Linked DNA regions of Homo sapiens: region 2 is linked to region 1. A link is a contact called in ENCODE Hi-C or POLR2A ChIA-PET data. All regions are on one chromosome and are shown on one strand. Each heading gives the region's core, a stretch centred on a gene start or an enhancer-like site at or near the end of the contact. The rest is flanking DNA. Distances are from core to core; before and after follow the strand shown. Region 1 overlaps SLC35E2B (solute carrier family 35 member E2B). Region 2 holds the start of CDK11A (cyclin dependent kinase 11A).

Region 1 (4,683 bases), core at 21-2,520:
CCATGCCCGGCTACATTAAAAAAAAATTTTTTTTTTTTGAGACGGAGTTTCACTCTTGTTGCCCAGGCTGGAGTACAACGGTGTGATCTCGGCTCACCGCAACCTCCGCCTCCCGGGTTCAAGCGATTCTCCTGCCTCAGCCTCCTGAGTAGCTGGGATTACAGGCATCCACTACGCCCGGCTAATTTTGTATTTTTAGTAGAGACGGGGTTTCTCCACGTTGGTCAGGCTGGTCTTGAACTCCTGACCTCATGATCCACCCTCCTCGGCCTCCCAAAGTGCTGGGATTACAGGTGTGAGCCATCGCGCCCAGCATTTTTTTTTTTTTTTTTTTTGACGGGAGTCTCGCTCTGTTGCTCAGGCTGGGGTGCAATGGCGCGATCTCAGCTCACTGCAAGCTCTGCCTTCCAGGTTCAAGTGATTCTCCTGCCTCAGCCTCCCGAGTAGCTGGGATTACAGGTGCCAGCCACCACACCCGGCTGATTTTTTTTTTGTACTTTTAGTAGAGACGGGGTTTTGCTGTGTTTGCCAGGCTGGTCATGAACTCCTGAGCTCAGGTGATCCGCCCACCTTGGCCTCCCAAAGTGCTGGGATTCCAGGTGTGAGCCACGGCGCCTGGCCCAGAACCTTAAGTTCTTGATGTACAGAGAACGGCAGCGTCAGTGAAGTGTGATTTCTGTTTTTTTGTTTCCACTAATTGTGAGCAAACATTAGGGTGGGGACTGGGCTGCTTGTGTGGGTCCCACAGGCTTCTTGGAGCACAGTGTCAGCAGAGAAGGGGAATGGGGGTCCTCATTGCGGGGAGCAGTTTTGCCTGGGATGCTGTGAGTTTCTCAGAGGGAAGCTAAGTGGACAGACTGTTCTGGCAAGAGGGAGATGCTTGCCTTTTGAATTCCAGGTTTGCCTCGACGTCAGGTGGGACGTGACTGGCGTCGTCTGCACACGCCCGAGCCCACGTGCTGTTCCTTGCTCCTGGAGGGGTTTCTTGAGCGTGGCCTCCTTGCCATGTAAATGAATTTGGTTTTAGAAACTCGCTGGTGGTGGCAGAGCCTGTGTAGCGGGTGCTGTGACAGCGTCCCCAGCCAGGGGGCAGCCTTCGAGGTGGGAGGGAGAGGTCAAGGGCCGTGAGGCCTAGTGAGGTGGGGAGTGAGATCCACGCCTGCCATGAGCTCCACCCCTGCCTTGCGGAGCCCTGTCGCGAGTGCTCTGTCCTTTTGCTCTGCCGCACCCTTTGTTGTTGGATTTTCACCTCAGGAAAGCCAGGTAGCTGCTCCACCCCCAGCCAGGGCCCATCAGTCCGGGAAACTGGCACAAAGTCTCCTAGCTCCCTGGCTCAGGGCCCAGCCAGTCCTAGCTCCAGGGAGGCTGCAGCCCATGGAGGTTTAGCTCCCAGCTTGTTGTCACCCCAGGCTAAGCAGTGGGACTGTGCTGCTGAACAGGAAGAAGGGAATGGTGTCTTTGTGGAGATCTGGCACTGTCAGTGGCCCGAGGAGTGGATGAGTCCTTTGTTATTCCGAGGCTGTGGGAACTGGTGGAGGGGTCGGCCTTCTCCTCACTGAGGCCTGGGGTGCCCTTGGAGGCAGCTGTCCTGGTGCACCGAGGGGTCAGGGCACACATGGGTGGCCTGGGAGCGTCTGGGTGGCACTGAGCTGGCGGTGTGATGGGCAGACGGGGAGACCTGGGTGCACAGACACACACAGCAGGGGGAGGGGAGGAGAGAGAGGAAGGCTGCAGAGGCCCTGGCATTGCCGCCACTGGGGAGAGGGCAGAAGCGCCTGTTCCCGGGTATGGGGAGGCCAAGTTTCAGGCACCTCTGAGCACTGCTGGGCAGGTGAGCTGGGGGAGAGGCCGGCCTGAGCACCCAGGCGAGGTCTTCATGGGGGAGGGGGTGGCGTGCGTCCCTCAGTGTGAACACAGAATATTTATGTATACATATGGCACGCACGCAAGTGCATAAACATAAACACAGAAGGAGGTCACGAATGAGGTGGGAACCCCAGTTTCCCGGGGGAGAAGTGAGACGAGGAGGGGTACTGGGTCGGGCAGCACGGCCGGCACCACACGCTCCCAGAGCGCCTTGGTGAGACAGGATGGGCGCCCCTTCAGATGCACAGCCTCCCCCGAAGCAGGAAGAGAAACCCAGGTGTGAGAAACAGGAAATCGGGCTGCCTGAGCGCTGGGATTGAGACCTGGGGGAGGTGGGGTCTCGGTGCTGCGGAGTCACAGTGGCGTCTGTGCAAAGCCCCAGCTGGGGGGATGATTCCCACTGGACCTCAGGAGGAAACGGCTGTTCTGACCTTCCTGGAGCTCGTGGGAAGGGAGGGGGTGTCTCGCCCCGAAGCCACAGTCGCCTGAGCGTGAAGCGGGTGTAAGTGTGGTTTTATACCACGGAGTCTGTCTAGAAAGTAGCATGGAACTTTAGGAGGCCGAGGTGGGCGGTTCACGAGGTCAGGAGATCGAGACCATCCTGGCTAACACGGTGAAAACCCGTCTCTACTAAAAAAAAAAAAATTACAAAAAATTAGCCGGACGTGGTGGCGGACGCCTGTCGTCCCAGCTACTCGGGAGCCTGAGGCAGGAGAATGGCGAGAACCCGGGAGGCGGAGCTTGCAGTGAGCCCAGATCACGCCTCTGCACTTCAGCCTGGGCGACAGAGCAATACTCCGTCTCAAAAAAAAAAAAAAAAAGGAAAAAGAAAGTAGCATGGAATTAGTCCTGGGCACCCGACAGCGGCAGCCACAAAGCCCATCGAGAAGGTGCAGCTGCCAGGCAGGGCGTGAAGGACCCACAGCCCCAGGTCTGCCAGGACGACAGTCAAGTGTGCCAGGAGACCGTCTCTCAAGAGCAAGGATCCGCCAACACGCGCAGAGAAAAACGGGATTCAATTGCTAAAAATCTTTGGACAGTGAACGATTGCATTTTCTTTTTTTCTTTTCTTGAGACAGAGTCTCACTCTGTCACTGAGGCTGGAGTGCAGTGGTATCATGTCGGCTCACTGCAACCTCCGTCTCCTGGGTTCAAGCAATTCTTCTGCCTCAGCCTCCCGAGTAGCTGGGATTACAGGCGCCGGCCACCATGCCCTGCTAGTTTTTATATTTTTAGTAGAGACGGGGTTTCGTCATGTTGGCCAGGGTGGTCTCGAACTCCTGACCTAAGGTGATCCACCTGCCTCGGCCTCCCAAAGTGCTGGGATTACAGGTGTGAGCCACCGTGCCCGGCCCAATTGCATTTTCAAAGTGATTTTAAATTGGTGGTTGAAACCTTTGAGGACATTAAATGTTCAAAACGGGTGATGTGTTTCCTTTTCTTAATATTTTAGCGTCTGCTTCTGCGCTTTGCCTGGGAGAGGCCCTGGTGGCCTCGTTCCTGGCGCCCGGAGTCCCTGCTGCGGCCCCACCCCCGGGCGGTCACGGTGACCCATGCTGCCCAGCCTGGAGGTAAAATCGTTCGTGGCTGTGGCTTCAGCATGTCGTCCTCGGTGAAAACCCCAGCACTGGAAGAGCTGGTTCCTGGCTCCGAAGAGAAGCCGAAAGGCAGGTCGCCTCTCAGCTGGGGCTCTCTGTTTGGTCACCGAAGTGAGAAGATTGTTTTTGCCAAGAGCGACGGCGGCACAGATGAGAACGTACTGACCGTCACCATCACGGAGACCACGGTCATCGAGTCAGACTTGGGTGTGTGGAGCTCGCGGGCGCTGCTCTACCTCACGCTGTGGTTCTTCTTCAGCTTCTGCACGCTCTTCCTCAACAAGTACATCCTGTCCCTGCTGGGAGGCGAGCCCAGCATGCTAGGTAGGCGGCGGCTCGGGCAGGGTGGAAGCCGGCCACCTGCCACCCCACAGGGAGCAGCCAGCAACCACCCGGGAGGGCCGGGGGAGCCCAGGTCAGGATGGGAGGCCGGGGGTGGAGCCCACTGCAGGCATGGGAGGGGTGATTCTCCCTCTTGTCTTCGGCCCCCTCCCTCCCGCAGGTGCGGTGCAGATGCTGTCCACCACGGTTATCGGGTGTGTGAAAACCCTCGTTCCTTGCTGTTTGTATCAGCACAAGGCCCGGCTTTCCTACCCACCCAACTTCCTTATGACGATGCTGTTTGTGGGTCTGATGAGGTAAAGAATCTCCTGGTTTTGGTTGAGTGTCTCTTTTTCTTTAAATGTAAAGTCCCTCTCGTTACTAGAGCGGGGACTCTGCTGGCTGGTGAGTTTTCAGTGCAGACTTTATAAAAGCACCAGGGCTGTCCAGATTTCAGGACACCAAATGAATGTGGCTTCGTGGCTCTCACTGCCACGTGTGTTCAGTCAGCTTCTTTCCGGGCTGGTGGTCTCAGGACAGGGTGCCTCCTTGTCTCTGGGACGTTTTCAAGGGGTGGCAGAAGTCACTTCCCATTGGACGCAGTGCCGTTTCCTGGGGGCTCGACCTAAAGCGTCACAGAAGCGGGTCCAGGCACCATGTTGGTGATGAGGAGGTGGGCGGAGAGGGGCCGACGTGCCAACCGAGCGAGCGAGCCCCTTGGAGAGCCTGCCCGGTGGGTGCAGGCAGACAGACTCGTTCTAAGGTGATGGTGCTTTTGGCTCATTTTTAGGTTTGCAACTGTGGTTTTGGGTTTGGTCAGCCTGAAAAATGTGGCGGTTTCGTTTGCTGAGACGGTGAAGAGCTCCGCCCCCATCTTCACGGTGATCATGTCTCGGAT
Region 2 (7,061 bases), core at 4,387-6,886, 45 kb before region 1:
GCCTCCCATGTGGCTGGAACCACAGGCACGTGCCACCATGCCTGGCTATTTTTTTGTTGAGCTGGGCTCTCGCTTTGTTGCCCAGGCTGGTCTTGAACTCCTCGGCTCAAGCAATCCTTCCCACTCAGCCTCCTGTAGTGTCGAGAATATAGGCGTGGGCTACTACACCTGCTTCAGCCGCTTCTATAAAACCGCTGACCTGTGTGTGGAGGACAGGCCAGGTGTGTGCTCACTGCGCTGCGAAGATGTTTTGTCACGTGACTTTCCCTGGGTTTCCATTTCTTTTTTTCTGCTTTCCTCAAAAACTAATAGAAGACCGGCTGCGGTAGCTCAGGCCTCTAATCCCAGCACTTTGGGAGGCTGCAGATGGCGGATCACAAGGCCAGGAGTTCGAGACCAGCCTGGCCAACATGATGAAACCCTGTCTCTACCAAAAATACAAAAATTAGCTGGGTGTGATGGTGGGTGCCTGTAATCTCAGCTACTCAGGAGGCTGAGGCAGGAGAATTGTTTGAACCCCAGAGGCGGAGGTTGCAGTGAGCCAAGATCGTGCCATTGCACTCCAGCCTGGGCAACAGGGCAAGATTCCGTCTCAAAAACAAACACTATTAGAAAATGCTCTGGAGGTGGCGGGGAGTTGTTGATTTGTGAGGACAGATTGAAAGCAACTCCCAGGGTGGCCTTGTCCACCTCCCCATCGAGAATATGGCTGCCGGCCTCTTTGAAGATTGTGGTCTGGCATAAGGAGAGGTGCAGGCGCCTGGTTCTGAGCACCTTGGAATTTCCAGCCGCACAGAATCTGGTGCCCTCCCCTCCACCCTCACAAGGAGCTGCCATCCTGTTTGGATTTTCTGTTTGTGGACCAGAAACAAACGTTTTTCCAAAGGATTAGCAAATAGGTTGATTTCCTGTGTAACGCTGCTCTGGGGCCTCTTCCTCATCCTGGCAGAAGGAGCCTGGAGCCCATGAGGCAGCCAGCACTGTGCCCTTGCTCAGTCGTGCTGTCCCCTCCCTCTCCCTCAGTCTCTTCTCCATGCCCAAGTCAGTTTCCAGCCGCTGGTCTTCATGGCATTCCCAGCACAGCTGGACACCAAGAGGCAAAACCCAAGGCCTGGCTTGGCCGTGTTAACGATTGTACAGACATTTTTTTAAATAACTTTGTGTAATACTTTTCTAGAATAGTAAGTTCTTGTTGAACTGTCACAGATGAGCTTCTAGGAACACACCGGGTGTGGTTACTTCCACTGGGTGTGTCCATGGTCGTGGTCTGTGCCTTTGTAAACAAACAGAACACTTGAACCACCTTCCGAATTGGGTCATCGGCTTCTTTACATTGATACTTAGAGATTTGCAGCTCTCTAACTTTCAAGGAAACTTCCCCTACTGAAAGGCATAAAAAGGTTAAAAAAGAAAATCCGAGAGTCCCAATTCCCTGTATAACAGCATTAAAATAATCTGCCTGCCTGGAAAGATGAGAACACTGTTGCACAACCCAAAATGTGTTTTTAATTTGTGAAAAATTACCATGGTGAGTCAGACAGTCATTTTAAACAGCTGAACAGAGACTATCATCAGCAAATAGAGCTCAGCTTTGTAGCTGCCTTTAAAATCCTTGTCCCAAATCCGGTGAGCTCTGCTTGCTGCCGCCGCGCTCCTGGGTGATCACTCAGACGGGTCAGTGGGAATAACGGGCCAACAAGACAGCTTTTTACATGTGTCCAAAGGATGGCCTTTCGAAGGCCTGGAAGTATTTCACTGTTGGAAGAAGTAAACAAGAATGACATTCCAGATGGAAATAGAATTCTCTCTCTTGCCTTTGACCAACATGGTACTAAGGGGTTTCTTCTTTCCCAATGTATGTACGTGCCCTGCTGGGGGCCTTACTTTATAGAATGAGAGCATCTGAGCTTCCCTAATGAATCTGGCTAGTTCTGTGTCTGGCTGAGGATACAGGAGTGGGACATCCACTCTCGGATCCCTCAGAGCACAGAAACCTTCAGCTTTGCTGTCTCTGAAGTATTTCCTCCAGTTTCCCTGCGGGCCCCTATGTTTGAGTTTGATGGCTGCTGGATCCTCACTCAACGAAAACTCGGTTGGAAACTGTTCCGCCTGGCAGTCCTTTTTTGTTGTTTTCCATCTCATTTCCCTTCCATCTGAAAGTGGCATTCAGCTGACTTGCTCATTTAGACTGTTCACGGAGTCTGAATCTGCCAACGTGGTGTTGGAGGCTCCACCTTGAAAAGGGCCACAGTCAGGGCAACTTTCCCCATACAGGAAAACTTGAAAATTACATCAACAGTCTACGTCACAGCCAAATTATATTTCCTTTATACCAAACAAAACTATGGAGAACTAAAAGTACATCACACAAAACGTTTATAGTGTTTTGCATGTGACCTATTTCAGTATTTATATAACTAGATTAGTGCTTTCTAGCAAACGGTTCTGTTAATTAGCGAGTCACTGTTGATTCTGCTGTGGTGGTAAGTTGATACCGTGTAACTAATCCCGTGGATGCCTCCTGGTTATTTTTGTCCAAACGAAGCAGCCGTGGTAGTAGCTGTCTATGATTCTTGCTCAGCAAAGTAAAATAAATGTTAAATATGGACTGCTTTGTTTTCTTCCTTGTGGACCTCTGGTGTTCATGCTACTTTGTTCACCGGTGGGGCTGGCTATTGCTAGCAAAGAGGCTCTTCACAGAAGTGGCTGGACCCAAAGTTCTGGTTGGGAAAGGCCTTTGTGGCAGCTCCTATCAAGCGCAAGTGCGAGGCCACCCCCTCCTCGTGGGCTCTGGGGTCGATTTTGTTAGGGTTTGACATGAGTGGCTGCATTTGGGTACTCAACAGATTTCACAAAGGAAGGGTAAACTGGAGATTTTTGGCCGGGCACGGTGGCTCATGACTATAATTCCAGCACTTTGGGAGGCTGGTGGGCAGATACTTTAGGTCAGGAGTTCAAGACCAGCCTGGCCAACATGGCAAAACCCTGTCGCTACTAAAAATACAAAAGTTAGCCAGGTGTGGTGGCGCACGCCTATAATCCCAGCTACTCGGGAGGCTGAGGCAGGAGAATCACTTGTACCCAGGAGACGGAGGCTGCAGTTACCCAAAATTGTGCCACTGCACTCCAGTCTGGGTGACACAGCGAGACTTTCTCTCAAAACAGAAAAAAAAAGGTGCTGTGGCTCACGCCTGTAATCCCAACCCTTTGGGAGGCCAAGGCAGGCAGATCACAAGGTCATGAGATCAAGACCATCCTGGCTAACACAGTGAAACCCCGTCTCAACTAAAAACACAAAAAAATTAGCCGGGCGTAGTGGTGGGCGCCTGTAGTCCCAGCTACTCGGGAGGCTGAGGCAGGAGAATCACTTGAACCTGGGAGGTGGAAGCTGCAGTTACCCAAAATTGTGTCACTCTACTCCAGCCTGGGTGACACAGTGAGACTTATTTCTCAAAAAAAAGGGCAGGGTGCTGTGGCTCACGCCTGTAATCCCAGCACTTTGGGAGGCCAAGGCAGGCAGATCACGAGGTCACGAGATCAAGACCATCCTGGCTAACACAGTGAAACCCGGTCTCAACTAAAAATACAAAAAATTAGCCGGGCATGGTGGCCCAGCTACTCTGGAGCCTAAGATGGGAGAATGGAGTGGAGGCGGGAGAATGGCGTGAACCCAGGAGGCGGAGCTTGCAATGAGCGGAGATCCCGCCACTGCCCTCCAGCCTGGGCCAGAGCGAGTCTCCCTATCAGAAAAAATAAAAATAGCTAGGCGCAGTGGCTCACGCCTGTAATCCCAGCACTCTGGGAGGCCAAGGCGGGCGAATCACAAGGTAAGGAGATCGAGACCATCCTGGCGAACACAGTGAAACCCCGTCTCTACTAAAAAAAATACAAAAAATTAGCCAGGCGCGGTGGCGGGTGCCTGTAGTCCCAGCTACTCGGCAGGCTGAGGCTCGCAGGATAATGGCGTTGAACCCGGGAGGTGGGGCTTGCAGTGAGCCGAGATTGCGCCACTGCACTCCAGCCTGGGCGACAGAGCAAGACTCCGTCTCAAAAAAAAATAAAAATAAAAAAATAGGGAGATTTCCCCAGTTACCAAGAACTCAGGAAGCAACATTAAGAGCTTGGGGGAGGCCAGGCGCGGTGGCTCACGCCTGTAATCCCAGCACTTTGGGAGGCAGAGGCAGGCTGATCACGAGGTCAGGAGATTGAGACCATCCTGGCTAACACGGTAAAACCCCGTCTCTACCGAAAATAAAAAAAAAATTAGCCGGGCATGGTGGCAGGCGCCTGTAGTCACAGGTACTCAGGAGCCTAATGCGGGCGAATGGAGTGGAGGCGGGAGAATGGCGTGAATCCGGGTGGCGGAGCTTCCAGTGACCCGAGATCGCGCCACTGCACTCCAGCCTGGGCAACAGAGCGAGACTCCGTCTCAAAAAAATAAAAATAAAAAAAGAGCTTGGGTACACAAAGCAAGCAGCATTTCATTCCGGGATGAAAAGAATTCCGATACCCATCGCCCTTCTTGGGCCCTTGTCAGTTTCTTGCCACATCTTTCATTTTCCCATTTCAGGCCCAGTAAATGCGGATGTTTATCTTCCATTGTTTGTTTCCTGAGATTCAGATGTCTAAAGCATTTTTCTGTGACTTTTCAAGGCAAGAGGAAAACCTGACATATGGAAAGGGAATTAATTGCTCGTTTTATCCTCTTCTCCTGCAATGCTCTGAATCCATGGGTTTGGAGTGGGGCCCTGGGAGTTGGGGGAAGCACCATACCCAGTGAGTCTGCACTTTGAGGACCCACTGCCAGTGTCAGCTTCAAAATCACATTGTAAAAGGCCCGGCGCGGTGGCTCACGCCTGTAATCCCAGCACTTTAGGAGGACGAAGCAGGCGGATCACTTGAGGTCAGGAGTTCGAGACCAGCCTGGCCAATATGGCGAAACCTCGTCTCTACCAAAAATATAAAAATTAGCCGGGCGTGGTGGCGCGGGCCTGTGGTTCCAGCTACTCGGGAGGCTGAGGCAGGAAAATTCCTTGAACCCGGGAGGAGGCTGCAGTGAGCCAAGACCACGCCACTGCACTCCAACCTGGGCGGCAGAGCAAGGCTCCGACTCAAAAGTAAATACATGAATAAATAAAATAAAATCACATCGTAAGAGCTCTCCCTGCTTTGTTTCTGAGTAAGGTTCAGAGTTAAATTCCGAGATCGGCCTTTACAAGACACACAGACCTGAGGCGCCTCACGAGGTAACCAGCAGGTAAATGGAGCGCGCTCCACCCACCCGCCACTAGGGGTCCCAGCGGTCAAGGGGGTGGAATGCGGGCGTCCATCGCGAAGGCATTCTGCTCGCAAGCCTTGGCACAGGCGCGGGCTTCGCTACCGGAAAAGTCCCGGTAGGATTCCGGAAGCCGGCCACGCGTTCCGCGCAGGCGCAAACTGCTCCAAAAGTCGGCGTCGCTCTGCTCGGCGCCCCGGCCCGCGCCGAAGTCGGAAGTGCAGCTCACGGCGCAGTTTCTTTTGGAGTCCTGGACCTGAGCAAGCGCTGTTTTATGCGTCATCATCCCGCGCAGACACAGGAAGTGCCGCACAGAGCGAGCCCCTGTCGTCTTGAGTTCTGGGCCAGAGGTCGGCTATTATATCATCATTAGGCGTCAACACAGGAAGTGAGGATACTTCTGGCGAGCGCCGGTTGCTGTTTCTTCTCAGGCTCAGGGACCGGCCGCGGCCCCGTAGGGGTGAGTTCCGACTGGGCGGACCAGGTGTGGGAGCGCGACGAGAACTGCGCACCGAGGTCTTTCTTCCGAGCAGGCCTCGGAGCGGGGCGGACCCGGGCCCGGGGGCGAGCGACACCCTCGCTTCCGCGGACAGTCTCATCCCGCACGGAACTTTGGGTGGTGGAGGCGGCGGGTCCAAACGCTGTCTGGAGCCAACGTCTGCCAGGCTGAACCTCAAGTGTGCGGGACTGAACCCGAGGAAATAGCCCAGTGCCCGGGTCAGGTGGCCTTGTTCGCGAGCACATCTCGGAGCATCTCCCCGGTCTCAAGGTGCAGCTGTCCAGTGTGCTAGTGGCTTCACGTAGTCCAAGCGGTCTTTCTAGCAGATTCTGACAGTAAAAGCAGTGTTTGATGAGTGGCAGGTCCTGAGTTAAGAGCCTTTAAACGGATGATCTTTAATCCGCGATCGATACTATCACGTAGGTGTTGTTATTCTGGTTGTACGGAAGACTGAACTGAGGTGAATTACGTTACCCAAGACCATACAAGAATGACAGAAACGAGACTTGATTTCAAGCGGTCATTTTTCAGAACCCATCACTCTTTTTTGTCGCCCATGCTGCAGCGCAGTGGCTGTTCACAAGCGCACTTCAGCCTGGAACTCCTGGGCTCAATCGGTCTCCCATCTCAGCTTGCAGAGTATATGGGACTACAGGCGCTCGCCACCTTGCCTGGCTTACAACTTATCATTCTTGTTTTTTTTTTTTTTTTTTTTTTTTTTTTTTTTTTTGAGACGGGGTCTTGCTGGAGTGCAGTGACGCGACCTCGGCTCACCGGAACCTCCGCCTTTCGGATTCAAGCGATTCTGCTGCCTCGGCCTCCCGAGTAGCTGGGATTACAGGCACCCGCCACCACGCCCAGCTAAGTTTTGTATTTTTAGTGGAGACAGGGTTTTCGCCGTGTTGGCCAGGCTGGTCTTGACCTCCCGACCTTGTGATCCACCCGCCTCAGCCTAGAGCTTACCTTTTTTTTTTTTTTTTTTTAACCAAGTCTTACTTTGTTATCTAGGCTGGAGTGCAGTGGCGCAGTCTTGGCTCATTGCAGCCTTGACCTCTCTGATTCAAGTGATCCTCCTGCCTCTAGCAGCCTCCTTCCTGTAGCTAGGAATACAGGCACGCGCCACCACACTGGGCTAACTTTTGTATTTTTTGTAGAGACGAGGTTTTGCCATGTTGCCCGGGCTGGTGTTGAACTCCGGAACTCCAGCGATCTGCTCGCCTCGGCCTCCCAAAGTGCTAGGGTTACCGTCTTGAGCCACTGCGCCGGGCACAACTTCTTATTCTTAAT

What was found. Hi-C counts contacts between places; a loop is a spot of excess contacts on that map. ChIA-PET counts read pairs that join two places held with the same protein, here RNA polymerase II (POLR2A). Pooled maps may share reads with other maps.
Region 2: a map with no recorded cell type shows a loop between it and region 1 (19-fold over the local background). The contact joins the promoter of CDK11A here to the enhancer-like site in region 1. A Hi-C loop is called at or near these places in 11 of 168 maps with a recorded cell type or tissue (CD8-positive, alpha-beta T cell, Caco-2, GM18951 and 7 more), 5 of 37 single-sample maps with no recorded cell type and 19 of 50 pooled maps. POLR2A ChIA-PET finds 5 or more read pairs at or near these places in 9 of 52 experiments (CD4-positive, alpha-beta T cell, CD4-positive, alpha-beta memory T cell, activated CD4-positive, alpha-beta T cell and 5 more).

What each region holds. Positions count from the first base shown.
Region 1 is chr1:1,675,483-1,680,165 of GRCh38, reverse strand. It overlaps SLC35E2B (solute carrier family 35 member E2B), which reads left to right. Exons shown (of 10, transcript NM_001290264.2): 3 at 3,320-3,788; 4 at 3,967-4,102; 5 at 4,576-4,683. The coding sequence starts at 3,467. Among named protein-coding and RNA genes, the nearest start is that of SLC35E2B, 15 kb to the left of the region's middle. RefSeq lists an enhancer at 2,112-2,161. Within about 2 kb of position 1,270, at least 15 of the 41 ENCODE cell types and tissues checked have a DNase peak (open chromatin) inside an H3K27ac peak, as active enhancers do; they include CD4-positive, alpha-beta T cell, CD8-positive, alpha-beta T cell and spleen, where a contact is called at or near this core.
Region 2 is chr1:1,722,932-1,729,992 of GRCh38, reverse strand. CDK11A (cyclin dependent kinase 11A) reads left to right here and starts at 5,636. Exons shown (of 20, transcript NM_024011.4): 1 at 5,636-5,735. It also overlaps the pseudogene SLC35E2A. RefSeq lists enhancers at 194-694, 4,704-5,543, 5,524-5,753.